2 separate regions of the Homo sapiens genome follow, and region 1 is linked to region 2. Evidence: chromatin loops called from intact Hi-C (ENCODE). Cell type or tissue: PC-9. All regions are shown on one strand. Each heading gives the region's core, and the rest is flanking DNA. Links, peaks and the distances in the headings are about the cores only.

The links. Peaks named below come from ENCODE experiments on the same cell type or tissue, not always from the same donor. Only the 100,000 strongest peaks of a DNase experiment are listed, where the experiment ranks them.
Region 1: it touches region 2 in a loop (8-fold over the local background); 6 of 110 quality-filtered maps call a loop at or near these places.

Annotation. Positions count from the first base shown.
Region 1 is chr9:88,721,377-88,724,303 of GRCh38, forward strand. No RefSeq gene overlaps it. Among named protein-coding and RNA genes, the nearest start is that of MIR4289, 23 kb to the right of the region's middle. In PC-9, for the core only: a CTCF peak has its summit at 1,626 (motif pointing right); no DNase peak of the experiment used is centred there.
Region 2 is chr9:88,878,988-88,881,914 of GRCh38, forward strand. The region is part of intron 2 of LOC124902205 (a long non-coding RNA gene); the gene reads left to right. Among named protein-coding and RNA genes, the nearest start is that of S1PR3, 110 kb to the right of the region's middle. In PC-9, for the core only: no CTCF peak of the experiment used is centred there; a DNase peak (open chromatin) is centred at 1,364.

The DNA.
Region 1 (2,927 bases), core at 325-2,824, 160 kb before region 2:
GAATAACATCCCAAAATCCTGCCTCCAATGGGGACTTAACAGCACTGTTCCTTTTTTGTAGTACAAGGTTGTTACCAAAAAGGGGCCCCTATCCAGACCCCAAGAGAGGGTTCTTGAATCTCATGCAAGAAAGAATTCAGGGTGAGTCCATAGAGTAAAGTGAAATCAAGTTTATTAAGAAAGTAAAGAAATAAAGAATGATTACCCCATAGGCAGAGCAGTGGCATGAGCTACTCAAGCTGCTTAACTTACCATTACTTCTTGATTATATGCTAAACAAGGGGTGGACTATTCATGAGTTTTCTGATTAAGGAGTGGAAAATTCCCAGTACTGAGGGTTCCTCCCCCTTTTAGACCATATAGGGTAACTTCCTCCCTTTTTCATGGTATTTGTAAACTGCCATGGCACTGGTGGGAGTGTTTCTTAACATGCTAATGCATTATAATTAGTGTATAATGAGCAGTGAGGATGACCGGAGGTCACTCTGGCCACCATCTTGGTTTTGGTGGGTTTTGTCTGACTTCTTTACTGCAAGCTGTTTTATCAGCAAGGTCTTTGTGACCTGTATCTTGTGCTGACCTCCTATCTCATCCTATGACTAAGAATGCCTTAACCTCCTGGAAATGCAGCCCAGTAGGTCTCAGCCTTATTGTACCCAGCCTGTATTCAAGATGGAGTTGCTCTGGTTTAAATGCCTCTGACAGGATAGAGCCAGGACTGGGCCCCAGGCCATCTAGCTGACTTCATATTTCCACCTACAACAAAGTCCTACATCACAGGATTGACAAGGTACAATAAAGGAGTCCTACATTCCCACTCTGTGGAGCTCTGGCTCTAACACCATTTCTAACACATGCTAAACAGAGTAATGGAATCTTCATTGACAAATATTGAGGGCACAGCATTAAGAGGGATTTTCCTGTTATGACTCCTTATTTCCACAAGATGTGGAAGGTTGTGCAAAACAAAGCCAATACACACACACGCTTAGGTCCTTCCTGAGAGCCTAGATTAATTTTATTGCAAACAGAAAGTAGGGAGATATGAAGGTCCATGGCAAGTAGGATAGTACAACACAACACAGTACAATATGACATAATCACAGAACATTTTTCATTAATGGATAAAGAAAATATAGTATCATATACACAATGGAATACTATTCAGCCTAAGAAAATGAAATATTATCATTTGGGACAATATAGATGAACCTGGAGGACATTACGCAAAATGAAATAAGCCAGGCATAGAAAGATACATGCCACATGATCTTACTCATCTGTGGAATCTAAGAAAGTCCAACTCAGAGGAGTGTAAGGGAGTACCCCCATTTTTTTAAGAGGTGGTTTATTTTTTTTTCCCTCTATCACTTTTTTTCTCACTTCCCTGGCTCCCTATTTCCTACCTAGCCCTTCAGAAATGCAAATGTAACCTTTCACCTCCCCCCTCACCAGACATTCCTTACAGGGCAAGTTCATCTAACTATGCACTCCAAGATGGATCTCTCCTGGAGAGTTGACAGTTGATTTGCAGACCAAAGCATACCCCATGGAACTTTCACTTGTAGGGGGTTGCCTCAGAACTTTGATCCACTAGAGGGCATATGGAAAGCATGCCTGCTTGGCCACTTTTACAACTTACATCTGCCCAGGAAGGTGCCAACTCAACTGTAGATAGACAAGGCACCAACCTAACAGGGGGAACCCTGCCCTTGCTCATTCCCCACCCCGCCACCTTATAAAAGTGCCCGCTTTCTGCTCCAAAGGTGAAGCAGTACAGTAGGACATCTGTGCCTCTTCCCCAAGCTAGCTTCGGAAGAAATTCACTTTTTTAGGTATCAGATCTTACTTTTTTTAACTGGACTCTAAATGCAGCAAGCAACTAAGCTGCATTTCAGTTACAGAAGCAGAGTTGAATGGTAGTTACCAGAGGCTGGGTGTTTTGTGAGGGATGGGGAGATCTTGGTCAAAGGGTACAACTTTCAGTTATGGAGGATAAATAAGTTCTGGAGATTTACTGTACAGTTTGGTGACAATGGTTAATAATGCTTCATTGTATATTTGAAATTGACTAAGACAGTAGGTCTTCAATGTTTTCACCACCCCCAAAAAAAAGTATATAAAGTGATGTATATGTTAATTTTCTTGATTTGATAATTTCATTATATATACATATATTAAAAACATCGTGTAAATATATGTAATTTCTAATATTAATTTTTAAAATTTTATTTTTAATTGACATAATAGTTCTATATATTTATGGGGCACAAAGTGATATTTTGATATATGTTTACAATGTGGAATGATTAATTCAGGCTCATTAACAAATTCATCACATGCTTTTCATTTTTGTGGTGAAAATATTTTAAATCTACTCTCTTGGCAATTTTAAAATATATAATGCATTGTAAATATAGTCACCATTCTGTGCAATAGGTCACTAACACTTATTCCTCCTTATTTAACTGAAACTTTGTACCTTTTGATCAACATCTCTCATTTCTTCATACACTCCTCTCCCCCAGCTTTTGGTAACCACATTCTATTTCCACTTCTATGAGTTCAACTTTTTTAGATTCCACATATAAGTGATATCATGCAATACTTGCCTTTCTGTGCCTGGCTTATTTCATGCTGCATAATGTACTCCAGGTTTATCATGTTGTCTCAAATAACAAGATTTCCATCTTTTTAAAGGCTAAACAGTACTCCCTTGAGTATATAGATCACACATTCCTTATCCATCCATCTGATGGTGGACACCTGGGCTGCTTCCATATCTTATCGATTGTGAATAATGCCGCAATGAACATTGGAGTGCCCACATCTCTTCAACATGCTGATTTCAATATATTTCTATTTGTTAATTATACCTCAATAAAGCCGGGGTGAGGAAAAATATATCAGCCACTTGGCAAATTAAA
Region 2 (2,927 bases), core at 218-2,717:
GGAGTGGCTATGGCCTTCTATGCAGGTCATGTGAAAAAAGGTTGACCCCATTCCCCCACCATGGCTCTTGGTCAAGAAACAAACAAGCCCTCTGTGAAACAATGTACTCTGGAAGCTGGTGAATGGTAGCATATTCCATCAGGCTGGGCATGAGCAATTACTGGGAAGCCCAGCTGCAGAGCTGAACTTAGGGCTCCTGCCACGGGTGTGAGCCCTTAGCTGCAGGATCATGAGCCAAGTCTGTCTCCCAAGCATGGGCTGCAGCCCCTGAGCCTTGCCTGAAGCTCTGTGCCAGCATCTCCCCATCCAGGAGCTGCTCCACTGCCAGGTCAGCCCTTGAGGCCTGTATCCAGCACCAAGAAGGCCCCTCCCATGGCCCCATCCTTCCCTTTCCTCCAGAGGCCACCTGGACTCATCTCTCTTCTCTGCTGTCTCATCAACTATGAGTAAATAATGATCCCCCAATCATATCTGATACTTAGTAAGTGTTGCTGTCTTTGAAGTTGTCAACCTTGAGTTCAGACTCTTATTTTAAGAATGCAGTGACTTGCCCAAGTTTCTTTTGGAATTCCATAACAGAACCTGAGTCTTCTTCCTTTGGGTCATGCAGTCGTGGTTCACTCATCTATGACTTTCAAGGAGACTCTAATTTTTAGAAATGGGACTCACCACTTCGTGGAGGCAGGAATTGTGGCAAGAGGAGCCACTGGGACCAGGAGAGATGCCTTGGGAAACAGCGTTCTTATCTCCTGTCTATATTCTGTGGACCTCCCAATGTGAAACTCTTTGTTTTCTGCATTCTGACTCTATGTGCTGTAATTCAGAACCATCTTCATGTTGTTATGATACTGCATTGACTACGTGAATGGAGACAAAAAATGTCTACAGAGCTATCAACAAAGACACATCACTGGTAAGACTGCCAGCCTTACGAGGGCTGACCCAGACCTGCACACATTGGGCCTTGCATATTGTCAGAGGCAGCGCTGAACCTTGTCTTCCCACAAGGAGCTGGGAAGCTTCCCACAAGGTGTGGTAGACCAGCTGGGGAGGGTGTGAATGTCTCTTCCAGAGACTCACAAAGGCAAGCTCAAGATCTGAGGTGAGGAGGATGAGGAGGCGTGGTACAGTGCCTCCCACAGGCTTGGACTCAGCCATTTTAATGGCGTCCTCAAGTGTAATGTGCGATGCTGCAGTGATGCACGGGCTTGCCAGGGAGCAGTATGTCCCCACGTGAGTCAGTTTTTTGGGAGGAATGTCTGTGTCATCCATCATTGAAAAAGCCTCCTTCAATGAGTGCCCTAGGGGTCAAGTGCAAGAGCTTTTTAAGGATTCTTGTCAAGCTGGTCTAGCTGCTCTGAAACATCTTCGGATGCCCAGGCAGCTGGAGGTGTCACACCAGGCTCACCATTTGCAAGACGCCTCAGGATTTTGCTCAGACACCCTCAGGAGACACTCCAGGAGGAAGTCTGCCAGCTGCCATGTTGTTGGCACAATGTGCATTGGGGCATGAAGCTGAGAAGCCGAGGGTCACGCGGGCATTCCTTTGGTGCCGAAGCATGCCCTGCAGCCTCTTCATCCAGGTGTGGCACTCAGCTGGCCACACAGACGGGGCTGAGCCTGCTTACATAACTGCCCAGGAGCACTCGCAGGTCCTACAGGAACTTGGACTCCAGACTCCGTAATTCTGGCTCACTCATGCAATGTATTGAAGCCTTTAGTTTTCTCATCTATAAACTGAAAACAGGAAAACCCATAAGGCATGTGCTGTTATGAGATTGAATGAGATAGTATATGCAAGGTCCTCCTGCATCAGAAGCACTTACCATATGGACGGGTTTGAAGGCCATGGAAAAGTGTGTGGTGTGGGCAGATCCAGAAGCACCTGTGCATCGGCAGGACGTGAATGATGTGTTCAGGTTTCTCACACCCACATTGCCTTAGTGATGACTGAAAAGAAGAATGGGTACCCATTGTCATCAAGGACAGCTTTGAGGCCTAAGCAAAGACAAGCAGCCTTCAGTCCCCTTTTGTGCATGACAGCTTGCATTGCCCAAACAACGAGTGATTTTTTTTAATTTGACATTTATTTTCATACTACATTCAGGGAGGAACAGTTAGAAAGTGATAGAATTTTTCTTGAAGTTTATTTTATTTTATCTATTTTTTATTTTTATTTTAAAAATATTTTTATTATTTTATTTTATGTTTCCATAAGTTATTGGAGTACAGGTGGTATTTGGTTACATGAGTAAGTTCTTTAGTGGTGATTTGTGAGATTTTGGTGTGCCCATCACCTGAGCAGTATACACTGCACCCTATTTGTAGTCTTTTATCCCTCACCCCTCTCCCACTCTTCCCCACAAGGCCCCAAAGTCCATGGTATCATTCTTATGCCTTTGCATCCTTACAGCTTAGCTCCCACTATCAGTGAGAACATATGATGTTTGGTTTTCCATTCCTGAGCTACTTCACTTAAAATAATAGTTTCCAATCTCATCTAGGTCACTGCAAATGCTGTTAGTTCCTGTTTTATGGCTGTGTAGCAGTCCATCGTATATATATATATACGTATATGTGTATATATGTATATGTGTGTGTGTGTATATATATATGTATGTATATATACCACAGTTTCTTTATCCACTCGTTGATTGATGGGCATTTGGGTTGGTTCCATGATTTTGCAATTGTGAATTGTGATGCTATAAACATGCATGTGCAAGTATCTTTTTCAAATAATGACTTCTTTTCCTCTGGGTAGATATCCAATAGTGGGATTGCTGGATCAAATGGTAGTTCCACTTTTAATTCTTTAAGGAATCTCCACACTGTTTTCCATAGTGCCTGTACTAGTTTGCATTCCCACCAGCAGTGTAGAAGTGTCCCCTGTTCACTGCATCCATTCCAACATTTACTATTTTTTG